Linked DNA regions of Homo sapiens: regions 1, 3 and 4 are each linked to region 2. Evidence: chromatin contacts called from ENCODE Hi-C or POLR2A ChIA-PET data. All regions are on one chromosome and are shown on one strand. The core of a region is the stretch at or near the end of the contact, and the rest is flanking DNA. Distances in the headings are between cores, read along the strand shown.

Region 1 (4,579 bases), core at 1,214-3,713, 800 kb before region 2:
AAAGAGGATAATTTCTTTTTTCTGTAACGAGAGGTTTGATTAGAATTGAAGCCACTTTCTTTCCCCTTTTATCATTATTAAAAATAATTTTTTCTTTCTTTGTCTGAGAATTGCTATAGGAAACATTATTGAATAGGATCCCGCAGCTATGAGCATTGTTCCATAACTACGAAGGCCCAAACAGCATTTTTTTTCTCTCCCAGAAACTGTGGTGGCTGACTATTTTTTACTGAGTATTTTCCTAGTAAATCTCACTGCTAAATTGGCCACTTTATTCATGATGATTTCTTCAAATATATCATTCTTGTGGCACAATATGAATAATGAAGAGGAATATTTTCAAACACATAAAGGGCTCTGAATAAAACTAATGGGTGAGGCATTAAGCAAAGTCGATAGGGGCTTGAACAGTCCCCGGCATGCCTGATAAGGAGACTGGAGGTCGCATACGCCAGGGACCAGAGACTTTCATCCCTGGAGATCCTTGACCTTGACCCAGCAGTCAGGGCTAGCCTGAGCATCTGTGTCAAGTCGAGTTGGCTCTCTCAGACTTCATGCAGCCATCAGTGCACCTCTACTTAGCCTCTCTCTGAGAGGCAGGAGGATGCCCAGGTTAGAGACTTGGGCGAGGAAGCCAACCACCAGGATTCGAATCCAGACCAGCTGCTCCTGTCTGTGAAGCTTTAAGGAAGCTGACTTAACCCCTCTGCAGCTCTGTCTCCTCATCTTGAAAATAGGGACAATTATAACCACGAGAGGGCACACCTGCAACTCATAGACTGTGAAAGGCTTAAAACCCTGCGGGCAGGTTTACACGCTTTGTATCACTGCAGTGATTATTACTGTTGTTACTACCATCATCACTATAATCTACCACGTATTGGGTGCTCCTGGGGCAAGTACAGGGAGGCACTTTGGGCCCCTAAGTATTACCCTGCATGGGGCAAGTTGTTGTGGCTGATGCTTCAAATTGCCAACATTTAAAAAGGCTGGACACGTAGGAAAACAATCTACTGACTTCTCTTGGGGAAGAAATAAGTTTGCCACTGTTCTCACCTCTCTGAGGCCCTCTACCTCTGACCTCCTTCACAGTGCCTGGTTGTGTAGATATGTGAATTTGTGGTTGTGTTAGTCCATTCTCACATTGGTATAAGGAAATGTCGAAGACTGGGTAATTTATAAAGGAAAGAGGTTTAATGGACTCGCAGTTCTGCATTGCTGGGGAGACCTCAGGAAACTGACAATCACGGCGGAAGGTAAAGGGGAAGCAGGTACCTTCCTCACAGGGCAGCAGGACGGAGTGAGGGCAAGCAGGGGAAATACCAGACACGTAAAACCATCAGATCTCATGGGACTCACTCACTCACTATCATGAGAACAGCATGGGGCAACCACCCTCATGATTCAATTACCTCCCACTGGGCCCCTCTCACAACATGTGGGGATCATGGGGATTTCAATTCAAGCTGAGATTTGGGTGGGCACAAACCCAAACCATATCAGTGGCTTTTCCTTGAATAATGAAAAATAAAATGGATTTGGCTTGGTTTGGGGATCAAAAATCACTGCTGAGACAGACTGGAGGATGAGAGGCTGAATCACGGAGAAGAGCCCTGGGAAGAGGAAGGCAGTGTTATTAACAGTGTTGTCTCTGGCTTTGTGGGGTTAGGCATAAGTTAATTGCCATTGGTGCAGTACTGTCATCACACCAAAGATTCTGGCTCAGTATCTGCTTCTAAGGACAAGGGTCCCATTGGATGTCCACCCCCAGCCCACCTGGCCTGGCACCAGGGGACAGTAGATGTTTCAGAGTGAGGGAATCTATTCAGTATCCCTTATGCCCATTCAGAAACTCAGCAAACATTTTTTCATGCACCTACTATGTGTTGGGCAGAAGGTTAACTTCTATAACATTATTTTATTTAGTTAAAAATGTTCTTCATAGCCTTTAGCTGATGCTATTTTATATGATACATTTGTTATTTGCATAGGATGTCTCTCTTCTCACTTCCTCAGGACAGGGGCTCACTTTGTTCGCCGCTATATTCCCCAGTGCCGGTGTCTGGAATCAGGCTGATACCCCGTAGAACTTCTTGAACTAATGAATGAATAAATGTGTTCTCTCACACTCTTTCAGATGGGTGTTAATCTCTGTAATACCAGGTTAGGAACAGAAGTTCAAAGAGGATGAGCACAGCACAGGGGTTAGAAGCAAGGACTTCAGAGTCAGGTGGAACTGCAAGGTTTTATTTCATTTTACTTACTCTTTTTCTCTCCAAGCCTCATTCTCACACTGAAAAATAGGAATCATAGTAAACCTACCATACATAGTGGTTTTGTGAGGATTAAATTAAGTCAGAGAAATAACTTTGCTCTGTTCCTGGCATATTGGGAAATATTCAGTGATTTGCAGCCAAAATTATGACATAGAGGTAGGACTGGGTTGAGTGTAATCTCTGTTCTCTGGCTCCTTTCCCAAACACTAAGGGTCGATTCTACACAATGGTGATGAAGGAAGCAGGATGTGGCTTCAGGGACAGTCATCTTCCCTTTAAGGGTCGTGTGGGCTCATGCATGTTAACTGAACGTCTACTATGAGCCAAGCCTACAAGATCTGCAGTCACAGATACAAATGCGGCACAGCTCTTGCTTTCAACTTTGCTCTCAGCCTCATGGAAGAAACTGATAATTCAGAGAAACGGACTGTATGAGTTTTCTGTTGCCATTATAACAAATCATCACCTTCTTAGTGGCTTGAAACAACGTGAATTTATCTCACTGTTCTGCAGGTCAGAAATCCAGAATGGGACTGTGTTCCTCTCCGGAGGTTCTAGGAGAGAATCCACTTATTTGTCTTTTCCAGCTTCTAGAGGCTGCCCATATTCCTTGGCTCATGGCCCTTCATCACTATGACCTCTGTTTATTTTATCACCTCTTGTCCCTTCAGTCTGACACCCCTGCCTCCCTCTTATAAGGACCACTGTAATTACATCAAGCCATCCAGATAATCTGGAATCATGTTCCCATCTCAACATCCTTAACTTACTCACATCTACAAAGTTCCCTTTGCCATCTAAGGTAACATAGTCACAGGTTTGAGGGATTGGGACGTGGACATCTTTGGAGGGGCATTCTTCTGATATGGTTTGGCTGTGTCCCAACCCAAATGTCATCTTGAATTGTAGTTTCCATAATCCACATGTGTCATGGGAGGGACCTGGTGGGAGGTAACTGAATCATGGGAGAGGTCACCCCATGCTGCTGTTCTCATGACAGTGAGTGACTTCTCACAAGATGTGATGGTTTCATAAGGGGCTTTCCCTGCTTTTGCTCAGCACTTCTTCCTGCCATCTTGTGGAGAAGGACGTGTTTGCTTCCCCTTCCACGACCACTGTAAGTTTCCTGAGGCCTCCCCAGCCATACAGAACTGTGAGTCATTTAAACCTCTTTCCTTTATAAATTACCCAGTCTCAGGCAGTCCTTTACAGCAGTGTGAGAACGAAATAATACACTACCTCAATGACAGTAGGACTGCATTAATGCATTGATAAGGACTGCAGTGGAAGCTCGGAGGTGGGATACCTTATGCAGTTTTGAGAATCAGGGTTTCATCATCTAGAAAGCAAGAGTTTGAATGCACCGATTCCCAAGGCCACAACCTTGAACATTCTGAAATCTACAAAAAGCCAGTGTCTTTCCTACTGTAGTATTTTGGGTTTGCTGAATCTAAGGTCTACTTGTGAAGTCAACATCTTTGCAAGTTATCAATATTAAGAAAAAGGACCCACACATAATATCTGGCTCCCTTCATGAACACACTCTACTATGTTCCCCCTGCCAGCTTCCCCAAAACAGCCTGGGGGCCATGGTCACAGGAACCACCAGCCCACCCTCCAACAACTCAGAGGGACCTTGACGTTGGTTGAGGGGCCCTTGAAAAGGGAATGAAGTGCTGCTGAAGAGCGTCCCCCACCCTGCCCATGCCACCTAGCGGATCTTCTTTCAAACCCTGCATTTCTGAAGGCACGTCTTCCTGTGCTTGGCTGGGTGACTCATCACAAGGAGAAACGTTAGTCACATCAGATGACACATGGCAGCAGCTAAAACGGGAAAAGCGCTCCCTGAGTCATCCCTGGAGCCGGGCGGCAAAGGCTCCTCCTGGGACCATGTGTGGACCCTCCAATGAGGGGGGCCTGGGTCACCTTCACTGAGTGGACAGGACACTCAGTGAAGTTCCAAAGGACACTCAGTGAAGTTCCAAAGGACACTCCGCGTCTTTTTCCTCCAGCTCCTGAAGGAAGCACAGTGAAGACTCCAGCATGGAAAAGCGTGTCCCACACGGCCTCGGCGCCTCCATGGATGATAGGCATGGGGCACCCCCTTTCCTCTGGAAGGTTCTGGTGGGGGGCAGCACACCGTCCACGGGAGCAACGGCCTCTGCATCTGCCCACTGCAGATTCACTTCGTATTTTTAGTTCCCAAACCTTGACATCCAAGCTCCCGCTCTGTGGCTTCCGCGGCAGCCTGGCAAGCTTCCTGTGAAGTCGCCCGCTGCTGAGCTTCCGCACCCTTCCTCCCG
Region 2 (4,426 bases), core at 1,424-3,923:
TAGGAATGGAGCAGACAGGATTGTTTTGTAGTGATTACTACCAAACACCAGGAACTACATTTCAACACCTGCCCGAGGCCCCATCCCTGCCCAGCCTTTCTTTGTCCAATGGCCAGTGACCCTTTCCCACTGACCCAGATGACCAGACCCCATGGAGGGGACAATAAAGATATGGACTGAAGGATAGAGGTGGGCTGAGGATGCCCTGTGGGAACAGGAGGGAACTACAGAGGGGGCGGGAGAAATAAATACATTCTTATTTGATACTGTTTAAAATTAGGACTCTAAACGGGGAACTCCTCTTTTCCCTGCCCCCAACTCCCTTTGGTTTTAAAAATCTCACTGAGAGTGGTTGTCATGAAGGAATTTAGACAAGACTTTGACAAGGTGCCAAAATGGTTTATTTTAAAATGTTGTTCCCGAAAGCACCGGAATATTAAGTTGGAGCAAACGTTGCTTGGAAGAGCGAAGGGGTTGTGGTCACACATTCTTGGAAGAAGGGTGATGGAGATCAAGGTGTTTGTAACCTGGAATTAACAAACGCAGGTGGACCGAAGGACTCAGTCACCAGGGAGTTTTTTTTTACAAATACATGTGTAAGAGTGTGTGTGAGTGTAGGTGAGTGTGGGTGTGTGTGTGAGTGTGGGTGAGTGTGTGAGTGTATGTGTGAGTATGTGTGAGTGTATGTGTGAGTGTGTGTGTGAGTGTGGGCGCGTGTGTGTGAGTGTGGGTGAGTGTGTGTGTGAGTGTGGGTGAGTGTGTGGGTGAGTGTGGGTGAGTGTGTGTCAGTGTTTCTCAACTGCGGGGCATTTTCGGAGTTGGGGTGCAGAAGGAGATTTTCTTTAATTAATTAGATGTTTACCTCCAGCATCATCCCTCAGTGGTTTAGACAATCATCTGCCCACATGTTAGGAATGAGATTCAAGAAAGCCTCTTGGAGTGAAATTTTCCTGGAAATATCCTGATTCTTGGCGGCACACACCCTCTCCCTCTTTCTGTGATAGAAACAGCCAGTTCTGCATTATTCCAAACCACAAAGCAAGCGACATGCCATCCCAACTTAGGATATGAAGGAAGTATCAGCCCCCTAATTGCACAGGGGCCACACAGCCTGCATCTCCCTCCATCGTCCCGACTGCATGCTTTTGATTGTTTCATAATAAAAGTGGCCGGCTAAATTATGACTACTTGTGATTTATTTGCCATGTCATTTAGACTTTTCATATGTATAAATTTGCCATTTGAAAAGAAAGAGAAAATTCACTGCTATTCCCCAAGGCCTCGTTTTTGGGGAGCTCCTCTAACATCATGAACAGAGGCTTTGTGACTTCTAAAGTGATTAGCTCCTATCCGGAGGTTTTGGAACATATCTGTGCTCAGAAGCAGTCTGCCGGGGTGAAATTCTATCTGGAATAGTGTCCTAACCCCATCGGAGAGAGACTCTGAATTTTTAAAACGCCTGTTAAGGACCCCTGGGTATGAGCCCCGCACAAACATGTCTGCGGCACCCACAGCTGTGCCTCAATGAAGGCCCAATTTCTCCATTGCACAGATGAAATTGCAAAGGCCCAGCAATGTTAGCCAAATTCCCCAAGCTTAATGCCAGAGCCTGCTTCCACTCCAGGACAAAGTGGTTTCAAAGTCCATACTTGCCCCACCCTGGTGGCCTGCCCTGGGGAAGGTCACTGCCAAGAAGGCTCCTGGGCCGTCTTGCAGCTGCTGCCTCTTCTTTTAATTACGAAAGAAATGCATCATCATGAAAAATCAACAATACACAAGATATAAAGTTAAAAGGCAAAGTCCCCCCTCATCCTCTCTCTCAGCCCCTCAAGTATATTAGAAGATCTTTTTAGGGTTGAATTTTCACTCTGCAGGAGGGTGTTCTGTATACAAAGAATACGACCCTTTCTTCCTCTTTAATTTGCTTATAGCTGGTACATTTCAAAAAAAAATAAAAAGTGACCCATGCCTTTGATGTTTTTTTTTTCCCCTTATTTTTGTCAACATATTGTGGAGAATGCTGAGTTCTTTGAATTGTTTTTCCCTCTGACAGCAAATCACCAAGATGTACTTTTCCAGAGCCTAACATCCTTGAATTCACAAAAGTTCCAGTCTGGAGTCATAATGTGGAACGTAAGCAGTTCTAGTCAGTTCTGATCTTGGCAACATGAATTCTCCCCTTTCCCCGGGGAGACTCAGAAACCTGCATTTTCACAAGATTTCCCAAGTGACATGTGTGCACAACAGGGTTTGAGAAACCCTGTGCTGGACTCAGCTGCTTCAGAGAGAAGACACAGAACAATTGCCAAGCTATCAAAAAAAGCTCAGACTGACAGCAGAGAACTCAATAGAAATGCCCCATCCGACTGTTGAAACTCAGGCCCAAACTACTGCAAGAGAGTGGAGAACTGTTTCTCCTCTGAAAAGGCCCGATTTCGACTAAATGAAAGCAAAACTGTAGGGACCATTTCCCACCTAGTAGCTTGAAGCCCTACCCGGTCACCAAATTGGCCTAGCTGGTCCTACCTGCATTTGGTAAGAGCCGGGGATTGGGACGAGGCAGAGAGCAAGACCAAGCTGGTTTCCTCTCCGGTTTCCTCCGGGGTGGCTGGGTCCCAGGTCCTGCCCCCGCCTCGCCCTGTGCAAGCTCGGTGCAGTGCAGCCCCTCCGGCTCTCGCCCCACAATGCCGTGCGCAGGCTGGCAGCAGTTCAGCTGAGGACTAAACGCTTGGCTCAAGTTCAACACGGCTGCCAAGATTTGGCAACCAGAGAGTTGCAGGGAAGCAGCAGGCTGCTAAACCCTTTCACATTTTTAATTAGATCCACACACCCATGTCTTTGAGCTATCATAAATATACAGATGACATAGAGAGTATTATTCGGGGTTAAAAAAAAAAAAAAGGAAGCAAACTCTACTAAGGTACAGCTTACCTTATTGAAATAATTTCCCTATCACTAGTTTGAGGGCTGAGGAGGAAAAAGAGAAGGTAGTGATATTTGCTTAAGTAGAACCACATCTGACAAGGGAATCTACCCAGGATCTGGAAAACACAGGTCTCGGCTGCCTTGCTATCTTCCTGGGCTTCGAGAATATCACCAGAAGAGGGCATTCTTGGCGCCGGCTCAGCCCTGTGCAGCCCGGAGCTGGCAGGCAGCAGTGCTGGAGGAGTCATCCCTCAGGCCACTCCCACCTCCCGTTCTTGGGGATAGCTTTAATATCGCCACGGAGCAGAGAGGTTCTCTCCTTCGCCCTAAATGCAGCAACTTTTATACTCCATGTTGCCTTACTATTCTTCTCGTTTTATTTCCTTCTCTGGATTGTTTTTGGGTATCTTCCCCTGGAAAACAATTGCAGATGCTTCTAAATTTTTCTAAGTCCTGTGCCGCAACATGCTCAGCTTCTTCCCCTCAGAACCAGCCTTTCCCCTTGCACTCAGCCCCTGGGCGATTCTCCCTCCGGGGAGGAAAGAAGATTCAACTCTTGATTCAAATGCTCCGGATTTCACTCTGGTTTCGCTGTGTGGCTTTGGACATAGGATTTAAAGCCTTCACGTTGGTTCCCTCATCTGAAAGATCCCAAAGCAATTCTGGCCTCACAGAGTGGCTCTGGGGTTTAAATCCTATGTACAAGGCTCGTAACACAGTCAGCACCCAACACTGAATATTCGATAGAACATGTGCCTTGTAGACAGTCAGCTAACAAACAACTCCACCAAAACAACAGTGCTAGTCCTTAGTCTTCTTCTTCCCTGAACTGCTTCTCCTCTTGTTTGTGACAAAGGCCACCCATGTTTCTCAGACAACTAACCCTAGTCTGATCAACTTGCCGTAAGATGAGAGTGAGCCCATGCATTGGTGTGCATGCCCTTAATTTAAAAGACATGTTAAAAAGGAAATGAAACACTTGAAATGCAGGAAAGAAGTGCCTCTGGTTGTCCCATCTGAGAGCACAAAGTTTATAAATAGAACCATCACAAGCATCAAACACGAGCTGTGCTAAGGCATCAAACACACATACATACACACACACGCACACACATGTTTGTGTCCTTGGCTTATGGTGAACAATTTGTACACCTTTCAGTGGCCCCCGCAGAAAACCAGAGCTTGTAGTGGACACTTGGCAGCATTTGGTCTTTTCCTCATCCTTCCTTCATTTATTTTTTCTTCACATATGACTTGAAAATAGAGCATGTTTTACTGTGGCAAAATTCCCTCTATACTTGACCTGCAAACAGGACAGTCAGGCTAACTGGGATGACCTGGTCCAATGAAGTGGGCTGGAGACAATTCTACGCCCAATAGGCACCTTTCAGCAGATGGAAAGGGTGAGGACAAACAGGTTGGTGGGCCTCAGCACCTCATCTTTTCCTGTAGTCTCTCTTGCTCCCCAACACCTCACTATCTCCCCCAATCCCCAGGTACA
Region 3 (4,791 bases), core at 639-3,138, 520 kb before region 2:
GGCAGGAGGACTGTGCTGGGATGTGACCCACTGGGAGGCCTCCATGTGGGACAGAGCCAGAGGCAGCACCTGGGCCGTGACACCAGTGCCTGGGGACGTGGTTTGCCTGGGAGCCAGGTGGAGCTGATCCTCCTTCTGGTGGGTGCTCTGTGCCTGAGGCATAGCTGGGCTGCAGGGGGTGGAGGACTCCTCATTCTGTCACTGCCACTCACAGGGCCTGGAGAGCTGTGTCTGTTTCTGGAACCTCTGAATCACAGCCTCCTTGGGTTCTTCTGAAGGCACATTGCACCTTCTAGAAGGGTATGACTCAGAAGGAAAGAGAGAAAAACCTCTACTGGCAAGAGGAAATGGCTGCAGTGTTTACTTTATCTGAAAATGGCACACGCTTTTATTAAGACATAAATGCCAGTGATGGATTCTGCTCTTGGCGTGTGGCTGTGCTCCCCAGCCCTGAGGTGAGATGGTCAGGAGATGTGAGACCCTACAGAGAAAATATTTACCATGCTGAGCTGTCATGAGACAGAGTAAGTGGGCAGAGGGCAGCTGGTTCCTTTGACCACCTCATTCTAGGGAAAATAAACAGGGACCCTGGAGCAGTCACTAACAGAGGGGAGCAAGTATCCTCTCTCTGCAGTAGAATCTCTGAAAATTCGGATAACGTTAATTGTGCCACTGTGGTGGCAGTGCAAGAAATTCCTGTTCATCCCGCTGCAATGATGATTAAGGTAACAAACACCCAGTCGGGAAGTCAGGCTCCGGCCCTGGAGAATAGTTGAGGATCGCCTGTAGCATATTGTTCCACTCTGCTGGCATCCTAACTAGACAGCTTTAGTTTTAGCATAAAATCCATATTCCAGACCTTTATGGAGCAGAGAGGCAAACTCCAATGCTGCCGTTGCAAGCATCAAACAGCATTAGAATGAATTAAGGAGATTTAAGACTCTCGATGCTGTCGGGGCTCTTCTCCATCCCCTCTGTTTTCTCCAAGGAGCTGTTTTAAAGGCGTGGGGGGCAAATTGGAAGAAGGGAGTGGGAAAAACGCAAACCAATCACGCTAACCTCGCTCCGGAATCGAAGTCTGACTCTGTACCACGCATGGATTTAATTGGGAGAGAGGTCTTTTAGAGACACTCTGGGTGGGTGCATAGATCAGTCTGGAGTTTCACAGTACGGCTTCTTCCAAGGTCAGAGCATGTGTCCAGGGTCTTCCCCGCTTCCTGGTGGACGGGAAGGCGTCTTCGGTCCGGTGGTTGACAAAAAATCCAAAGAGGGCGTCAGATGTGTGCACTCTGGTGTTTGGAATTTAAGTAAAATCTGTAATTTTCCTCCTGCATTTCCTCAGAGAAATTAGCTATTCTATTCACTGCATAAATTTTCAGGTTTTGCTAGCACGACACTCAGGGTGTTGAATTTTTTATGACAAAAATGCTGTAATAATTGTTGAACAGATGTAAGTGTTGGAGACTCGGCTCTGGCAGACCTCACGAAACCTCGATTAGCAATTTAACCCTGTCCTCCCTCCTGTCCGCACGCCGGGGAAGAGGAGTTGCAGTTTTGAATGGCTTCACTGGGATATGCACAAAGGCAGAGAAAGAGTTTTCTGGAGAGCAGGGGAAGTCCTTTAACGAGCTCTTATGCCCAGCCAGAAAAGGAAGAACTCGGTGCAGCCTAACCCTGAAATTACCACATTACCAAGTTGTCTAGCTGGGTGATTAATAAACTAATTGACACGGGGGACACTTGTCACTGGCGAAGCAGCTCCCTAGCCAAAGCGAGGAGCAACTACATAGCGTCTCCCGGGGAGCTGGGAAGTGACAGTCTACACCCGCTTCCGGGCTCCCCGTGACATAGGCCAGCCGGGCCTCCATTTACACCTCAAAGCAAAGTCACAGAGGGATCCGCCCCTTTCCTGGCTGCCTACACAGAAAGCAGCCATGGGAGACTTGCCGAGGACTTTGTCCACCAAGTGATGAAAGCATGCAAATGCCTCCGAATCAAAGGTAAATCAAAAGAAAATGGCAGCCCGCAAGAGGAGGCGGCGGTGACAGCCCGTCAGCCGTACAGCCACCCGACAGGCCTGGTGGCAGCGTGGAGGCTGCCAAGAGAACCGCCTGAGGAGGCTGCCGCCAAGACAGATGTCACGGCGAGGAGGGCGCGCTTCCGTCGCTTTCGGCGGGGCCTCATGGAGCAGGAAGTGGTACTACATGTGCCACTTAAGAGAATAATAATACTAATAAAACTGGGCGTTGTGAAGGGGGAGAGGTGGGGGAGAAAGGCTGGTTAGAGAGAGAGAGAGAAGAGGGGAAAGGCATGTCACAGTGTTTGGTAAAGGAGGAACTGAATTGATGGCCATCCTGAAGTTTGTGTGTGTGCGCACATGTGCGTCCTTTAGCAGGCTGGCTTTCCCTAGGCGCTTACAGCATCTTGAGAGGCATTGTGCTGGTGGAGACGTGGGGTTCTGGTGACAGCTGTGTCTTTGCAAGAGAGGAGAGGTGACCACAAGGCCACAGAGGTCCTCTAGTTTTTATAGCCCTCTTTTCTGCCTTTCCTGGAAATTGACTTTTGGTTTCCTGCCAAGATTGGGTTGCCCATTATACAAAAAAGCAGACTCCTGCTTGGGGCATTGCAGAGTTGCAGAGATGGAGGGAGACAGAGGCAGGTGAGGAAAGCCTCAATGTCTGATTTTCTCTGTGTCTGCCTCTGTGTTATTTGCGGATGGGTCGTGAGCCCCAGCCCAGCAGCCCACGATATTCGGACCTTAAGTACTGAAAATAACCTACTCCCCTTTTCATGGGTATTTTAAATTAAAATTAATATATAACAGGCCAGGTTTAGTGGTTCACGCCTGTAGTTTTCAGCACTTTGGGAGGCTGAGACAGGAGGATCGCTTGAGCCCAGGAGTCTGAGACCCACATGAGCAACGTGACAAGACCCCATCTTTACAAAAATAAGAAATAAAAAAAATTAGCTAGGCATGTTGGCATGTGCCTGTGGCCCCAGCTACTTTGGAGGTTGAGGTGGGGAAGATCACTCGAACCTAGGAGGTTGAGGCTGCAGTGAGCAGTGATGGCACCACTGCACTCTAGCCTGAATGACAGGGCGAGACCCTGACTCAAAAGAAAAACGTGAGTGTGTATGTGTATAATAATAATTACATATATATATATAGCCATTACAGCAAGAATGTCCAACATAACAGCTCTTATGTGTTTTTTGTATGTCAAGTTTTTCTAAAAATTGCTGACTTTGAGGTGAGACTTCTGTTTTACCTGTGCTCTGAGCAGGTGTTTGGGCTGCATGTTGGGAAATCCAATCCCAGAAATTGTGTAAAAAATAAACTATGTTTTTTTAAATTCTAAGATGATTAACTTTTGTCTAGGAAGTGATTGCAGATAGGTTCTTAGCCATAAATGTATAAAATTGTCATAAACCACAACATATTGATTTGATCATAAGAAATTCACTTTTCTAAATGTCCCCCCTCCTCTAAAAAGCATTTGGGAGTAATGCAGTCAATATAACAAAGAGTCTAAAGATATAATGTCCAAGTGCCTTGGAGGTGAAAGACCTTACACTTTATCTTATTCTTACCATTCCTACCCCAGCTGCATTTTATAAGCAGGAGAGTTGCTGGCTTTATAGTGTAGGAACAGTTTTAGTGCCTCTACCATTATCCCATTTTTGCAAATACTTCCAGAGGAAGTAATTCTGAGATTGCTGAAAATTCTCATAGGTGTAACTATGTGATAAGTCCTTCAGGGCAGAGAGAAGATGGGTAGAATTAGCCCAGCCTGGTGAAGTGTGAACAGGATGCCCATGGGTGAGAATCTGTCCTGGGTCCAAATAAAGCCTACACAGTTGGATGTGTGACCCTTAGCATCTCCGAGGCTGAATGATAACCCTCCCTACAGCAGCATGGCCAGTGTTAAAATGTACAGAAAGCTCACATTGCAGCAGGTGATGTCGGAAGGGCTTCATCAATATGTGCTGTACTGAGCATCATAAAGCAATCAGGCGCTGGTAACTGAAATCCTGGGATGGGCTCTATTTATAATTTATTGTACACTTAGTTTAAGTGTAATTATATATATATATATATATATATATATATATATATATATGGTTTTTTGTTTGTTTGTTTGTTTGGTTTTTTTACAAAGTTTTGCTCTTGTCACACAGGCTGGAATTCAGTGGCATGATTTCTCCTCACTGTAACCTCTGCCTCACGGGTTCAAGCAATTCTCCTGCCTCAGCCTCCCGAGTAGCTGGGATTATAGGGACCTGCCACCATGCTCAGCTAATTTTTGTATTTTTAGTAGCGATGGGGTTTCACCATGTTGGCCAGGCTAGTATTGAACTCCTGACCTCAGGTGATCCACCCACTTTGGCCTTTCAAAGTGCTGGGATTATAGGCACGAGCCACTGTGCCCGGCCGATATATTTCAAAGTCTAAATAAAATGCAATGGGAGACTGACATTCACTTTTAATACCATTTCACTAAAAGTTACCATTTAAGGGGATCATCCCTGTGGTGGTTCAACCCAGATGTTCCAGATGTTTCTTCCTTTTTCATCCATGATCTGCTGGTTCTCTTCACAGTAGCACTTTTGTTTTATTTTTAATATACTGTACATTAGTCTATCACTGGATAAGCATTTTTTTCTTGCAGCAAGTTCCTTATTCCTAAGAGCAAAATGTCCTCAATCTTTAAGTCAGAATTTAAGCACTTTCCTCTTCAAATATCTGTAAAAAAGATTGTCTTCTTCCAATTCTCTCTGTTCAAATTCATG
Region 4 (4,904 bases), core at 970-3,469, 730 kb after region 2:
CATGTTTTCTACTCTACTTTCCCTTTTTTAAATATTTCCTCTTTCTTTCTGTTAGATGATTGAAATTTCATTTAAGAGGTTTTTTTTTATTTCTACTCATTTGGAAATTATGCATTTTCTTTATTTATTAATGGCTGTCAAAAAATTTAAATCACCTATTAAGTGCTTTTTCTGGAAGGCAGAGCTATCGTCAGTGTCTTGGCATCTTCCTGAGCAAGACAATCTTCAGAGTCCACTGCCTCCAAATAACTCTCCTCCCCATTTCATTGTTGTCTAAAATTTAGCTCCAGCTTGTTTTTACATTTTATTTTTATTAATCACTATTACATCATGTATCAAATAATAGACTCAATAAAAATTATTTACTTTCATTTTTAGCATCTAATTCCTTTCTCCTGGGTTCATATTTCTTTTTGCTAAAGTACATCCTTCAGGATTGGCAATTTTCTGGTTAAGGGCTAGATAATAAATAGTGCAAGTTTTGCCAAACATTTGGCATCTGTCGCAGCTTCTCAGCTCTGCCCTTGTATCAGGAAAGCAGCCACAGGCAACGGGGAAGCCAGAGGGCATGCTTATGTTCCAACAGAACTTTACTTATTGACACCAAAATTTGAATTTTATGTAACTTTCATTTGTCAGAAAATGTTAATACTTATTTGATTTCATTTCAATCATTTAAAAAATTAAATCCATTTTTAACCCACAGACCATACAAAAACAGGTGCTGGCTGGATTTGGCCCACGGGCCATGGTTTGACGATGGCTTTAGGTTGTGTTGTTCTTCCAGAGAGCGTCTGTGGTAATGTGCTGGTTTGTCTATGTCTTTAAATTTCTTTATTTTATATTATACTTACTCTTGGAAACTACCTGGAATGAGTAAAGTATTTATGACAGAAAACTGTTTTCTCTTTGAATATATTACTTAATTATTCTTCTGGCATCTAATATTCCTGATGAGAAAATGATGTTAATGTTCATTTTCATTCCTTTGCAGAAAATGTGTGTGTGTGTCTGTGTGTATCTGTGTGTGTTTGTGCGTGTGTTTCTGTGTATGTTGCGTGTGTCTGTGTGTATCTGTGTGTATCTGTGTGTGTGTCTGTGTGTAGCTGTGTTTCTGTGTGTATCTGTGTGTGTGTATGTGTGTGTCTGTGTGTATCTGTGTGTGTCTGTGTGTGTGTGTTTGTGTGTGTATGTGTGTGTCTGTATCTGTGTGTGTATCTATGTGTGTGTGTCTGTGTGTATCTGTGTGTGTGTGTCTGTGTGTGTCTGTGTGTATCTGTGTATGTGTGTGTGTGTGTTTTAATTTTCTCTCATAGCTTGTAGAATTTTCTTTTTACTCTTTATGTTTGGAGGTTTTTCTAGACGACATCAGCCAGTTCTTGGAATATCTAATTGGCACATTTGTAGAGGTCTCCTGTGCTCTCTTCTATTCATTTGCTTTTCCTAGAAACCCCACTGAACTTGTGTCACAGGGCCACCCATCTTCTATGTCTCCTAATTTTTCTAATGTGTTTTCTCTTTGTACTGCTATGGTCTTGGAGGTTTCATCTGTCCAGAACATCTTTAAAGGTACTTTTGTGATTTTCAAAAATTTATTTTTCTTTTTTTTTTTTTTTTTTTGAGACGGAGTCTTGCTCTGTCACCCAGGCTGGAGTGCAGTGGCGCGATCTCGGCTCACTGCAAGCTCCGCCTCCTGGGTTCACGCCATTCTGCCTCAGCCTCCCGAGTAGCTGGGACTACAGGTGCCTGCCACCAAACCCGGCTAATATTTTTTGTATTTTTAGTAGAGACACGGTTTCACCGTGTTAGCCAGGATGGTCTCGATCTCCTGACCTCGTGATCCGCCCTCCTTGGCCTCCCAAAGTGCTGGGATTACAGGCGTGAGCCACTGCGCCCACGCAAAAAATGTATTTTTATATATGGAATTTATCACTGCCTTCCCTAACTTTCTGTTATTATTTCAAGACTTCTTTTCCTCCAGAGCCTTCTTTCCTCCTGCCATGGTTGCTTTCTCTCCTTTCTTTCAGGATATTAAAAAATGTTTCACGTGTCTTTTCAGATTCTCTAAGTTCCCTTCTTTTCACCAGTTATATAGTCCTCTGTGCTGTGTTTTTGTTTGTCTCACTTGGGCTCTGTCTTCCTCCAGTGTTGTGTAATTCTTAGTTGTGAGGTCATCACCACCCTGGGTGATTTCCTTTCTTTGAATTCCAGGAACCCCCAAGATGCATTATCATGGCTGTAAACACAGGTTCTGCACGTGTCTAAGTTCAGCCCCAAACCCACATGAAGAACTTATTTCCAGACAGCTCCTACTCTTATGGTGGCTCCAGACCCTGCCCCATGCAGAAGGCACTTCTCAAGTTCCAGGACCAGGGCTTCAGCCACAGCACTCGGTAGGCAGACACAGAGCTGATACAGACTCTAGAAATGAGTGGGGGGTAGATTTTCAGTCCCCACTGCAGGTTTGCGGTCCTTTGCCACACCTAGATTGCCAGATGTGGTCCCCTGCCCCTCCTAGGACCTGAAACCCTCGACACAGCCTTGTGCATGGCTCTCAGCTCTTTTCCCGGCACCCTCTTGGGCCCTAGTGATTCAGCCCCTAGTAACCATCCCAAGCACCCTCCTTTTCAGGAAATATTTCCATTTCTGGTATCTGTAGATTGCCCATTCTTGTTTCAGGGCCCTGCTATGTAATTAGTATGGCTTACTAATATTATTCCTATCTTCCTTATGTGTTCAGAGAAGTGGGGGAAAGTTGTAGTATTTATTTGGTGCACCATTCTAAACTAAAATTCTCACTGCTTTTTGAATACAATGGAGTAATCATATCCATCTCTCAAGATGGCTTTAAGAACCATATGAGATAAATGCTTTGGAATCCATAAAGTGTCTAAAATATAACAAATATTCATTATTCCGTTTTACATTGCAGCAAAACCCCACAGATACAGTGCCAATGACAGAAATTAAGATTAACTGGGGGCGACACAGATTTCTGTGAATGCCAGTGCTGTCAGATGCTTCCTGATAGTACTTTCTAGAGTAAAAGAACTTCGGGAAAAGTAAAAGCAGCAAATGGTAACACCCTCATGGAGATCTCAGGTACATACCCGTGCATTACAGGATGCAAGAGGCCCTGCTATAAAGGCACTAACCTTACTTTGTTTAGTCATATTTCCAAAACACATTGATCATGAAAGCCTCTTTATGATGTGCAAGAATGAGCAAATCGGGGACTTATTAAAGAGTCTTGATTTTCTGAAAGACTGAATTATAGAAGAGTTCTAAATGGGGCTTTACTGAGGCACAATACAAGCGATAGACCTCACTCAAAGGCAGTCTCAAAATATCATATGAAGTGGTATATTGAAATAATTGCAATCCAAAATATTAGGTTGGTGCAAAAGTAATTGTGGTTTTCACCATTAAAAGAATGGCAAAATCACGATTACTTTTGCACCAACCTAGTAGCTCACTTTATTTAATAATGCGTCATAAGTAAGAACTTGTTTTACACTTAGGAATGACTTGAAGAATCAGTAAGTTGAAAGCCTACTATGGGAATTCTTATTGAGACTAGGGCCCTAAGATGAGCTACGTAGAATGAGCTAGTATTATAGATATGAGTATGAATAGTAATTCCAACTTCACTTAGCCTCAGTGTTATCTTCTATAAAATGAGAATGATTTTATTCTCACATACCAACCACTATGGCAAGTCACAAATATTTGGTCACTGAATAAATAAATGCATGTTTCCTTTTGCTGTGGCCACAGCACCCACCCCAGTGTAAAGAGTCTATTGAATGTGGCTGGGGGGCCATGGGTCATGGGAGCCTGTAATCCCAGCACTTTGAGAGTCCGAGGCAGGAGGATCCCTTGAGCTCAGGAGTTGGAGACCAGCCTGGACAACCGAGCAAAATTCCTTCTCTACAAGAAATACAAAAATTAGCCAGACATGGTGGTGCACTCCTATAATCCCAGCTACTTGGGAGGCTGAGGTGGGAGGACTGCTTGAGCCCAAGAGGTGGAGGTTGCAACCAGCCAAGATTGTGCCACTGTACTCCAGCCTGGATGACAGAACCAGACCCTGTATCAAATAATAATAATAATAATTTTATTTAAAAAGAATCAGCTGGGCTTGGTGGCTCATGCCTGTAATCCTAGCACTTTGGGAGGCCCAGGCAGGTGGATCACTTCAGGCCAGGAGTTCGAGACCAGACTTGCTAACACAGTGAAACCCCATCTCTACTAAAAATGCCAAAAAATAGCTGGGCGTGGTGGTGCATAACTGTAATCCCAGCTACTTGGGAAGCTGAGACACAAGAATCACTTAAACCCAGGAGGCAGAGTTTGCCATGAGCCGAGATTGCACCACTGCACTCCAGCCTAGGTGACAGAGCAAGACTCTGCTTCAAAAAAAAAAAAAGAAAGAAAGAAAAGAAAAAAAAGATTCTATTGAATGAGAACTGTGGGCATCATCCTGCAAAGTTATAACTATTAGTAGTAAAAGAAATAGTTTCTAAACCCATATTATGCCTTAAATCATACTAACAATTCTAGCTGATCTACCACAGATTTTTACAGCTAGAAGTAATCTAATGGGTCACTTAATTAAAGCCCCTAAATTTTGGATAAAGAGCCTGAGGTTCAGCGACAACCTAGGACTTGTTACAGGCGGTGGCAGGTGACAATGAGAACCTCATCTTGCTGGCTCCCCACCTAATGATTTTGCAGGACTCCACGATGCCTCTCTTTGGGTGAAACAAAAGTTTATTCGAGTTCAGGCAAGAAATCTAGGGTTTGAAAAAGGCAAGAGTGGCCGGGCGCGGTGGCTCACACCTGTAATCCCAGCACTTTGGGAGGCCGAGGAGGGCAGATCACGAGGTCAGGAGATCGAGACC

Evidence for each region. Hi-C counts contacts between places; a loop is a spot of excess contacts on that map. ChIA-PET counts read pairs that join two places held with the same protein, here RNA polymerase II (POLR2A). Pooled maps may share reads with other maps.
Region 1: a loop to region 2 is called in a map of MCF 10A, with 6 times the contacts of the local background. The contact joins the enhancer-like site here to the promoter of LINC01550 in region 2. A Hi-C loop is called at or near these places in 3 of 168 maps with a recorded cell type or tissue (CD4-positive, alpha-beta memory T cell, MCF 10A and naive thymus-derived CD4-positive, alpha-beta T cell) and 9 of 50 pooled maps. POLR2A ChIA-PET finds 5 or more read pairs at or near these places in 2 of 52 experiments (CD4-positive, alpha-beta memory T cell and naive thymus-derived CD4-positive, alpha-beta T cell).
Region 3: a loop to region 2 is called in a map of CD8-positive, alpha-beta T cell, with 4 times the contacts of the local background. The contact joins the promoter of LINC02325 here to the promoter of LINC01550 in region 2. A Hi-C loop is called at or near these places in 4 of 168 maps with a recorded cell type or tissue (CD4-positive, alpha-beta T cell, CD8-positive, alpha-beta T cell and naive thymus-derived CD4-positive, alpha-beta T cell) and 10 of 50 pooled maps. POLR2A ChIA-PET finds 5 or more read pairs at or near these places in 6 of 52 experiments (CD4-positive, alpha-beta memory T cell, activated CD4-positive, alpha-beta T cell, activated CD4-positive, alpha-beta memory T cell and 2 more).
Region 4: a loop to region 2 is called in a pooled map, with 3 times the contacts of the local background. The contact joins the promoter of LINC02914 here to the promoter of LINC01550 in region 2. A Hi-C loop is called at or near these places in 2 of 50 pooled maps. POLR2A ChIA-PET finds 5 or more read pairs at or near these places in 2 of 52 experiments (activated T-cell and naive thymus-derived CD4-positive, alpha-beta T cell).

What each region holds. Positions count from the first base shown.
Region 1 is chr14:97,176,453-97,181,031 of GRCh38, forward strand. No RefSeq gene overlaps it. Among named protein-coding and RNA genes, the nearest start is that of LINC02304, 24 kb to the left of the region's middle. RefSeq lists enhancers at 3,295-4,494, 3,900-4,194. Within about 2 kb of position 2,464, at least 2 of the 41 ENCODE cell types and tissues checked have a DNase peak (open chromatin) inside an H3K27ac peak, as active enhancers do.
Region 2 is chr14:97,975,451-97,979,876 of GRCh38, forward strand. LINC01550 (long intergenic non-protein coding RNA 1550) reads right to left here and starts at 2,674. Exons shown (of 3, transcript NR_015430.2): 1 at 2,527-2,674. RefSeq lists an enhancer at 2,674-3,173.
Region 3 is chr14:97,456,928-97,461,718 of GRCh38, forward strand. LINC02325 (long intergenic non-protein coding RNA 2325) reads left to right here and starts at 1,889. Exons shown (of 5, transcript NR_110166.1): 1 at 1,889-2,000.
Region 4 is chr14:98,709,394-98,714,297 of GRCh38, forward strand. LINC02914 (long intergenic non-protein coding RNA 2914) reads left to right here and starts at 2,220. Exons shown (of 3, transcript NR_161369.1): 1 at 2,220-2,393.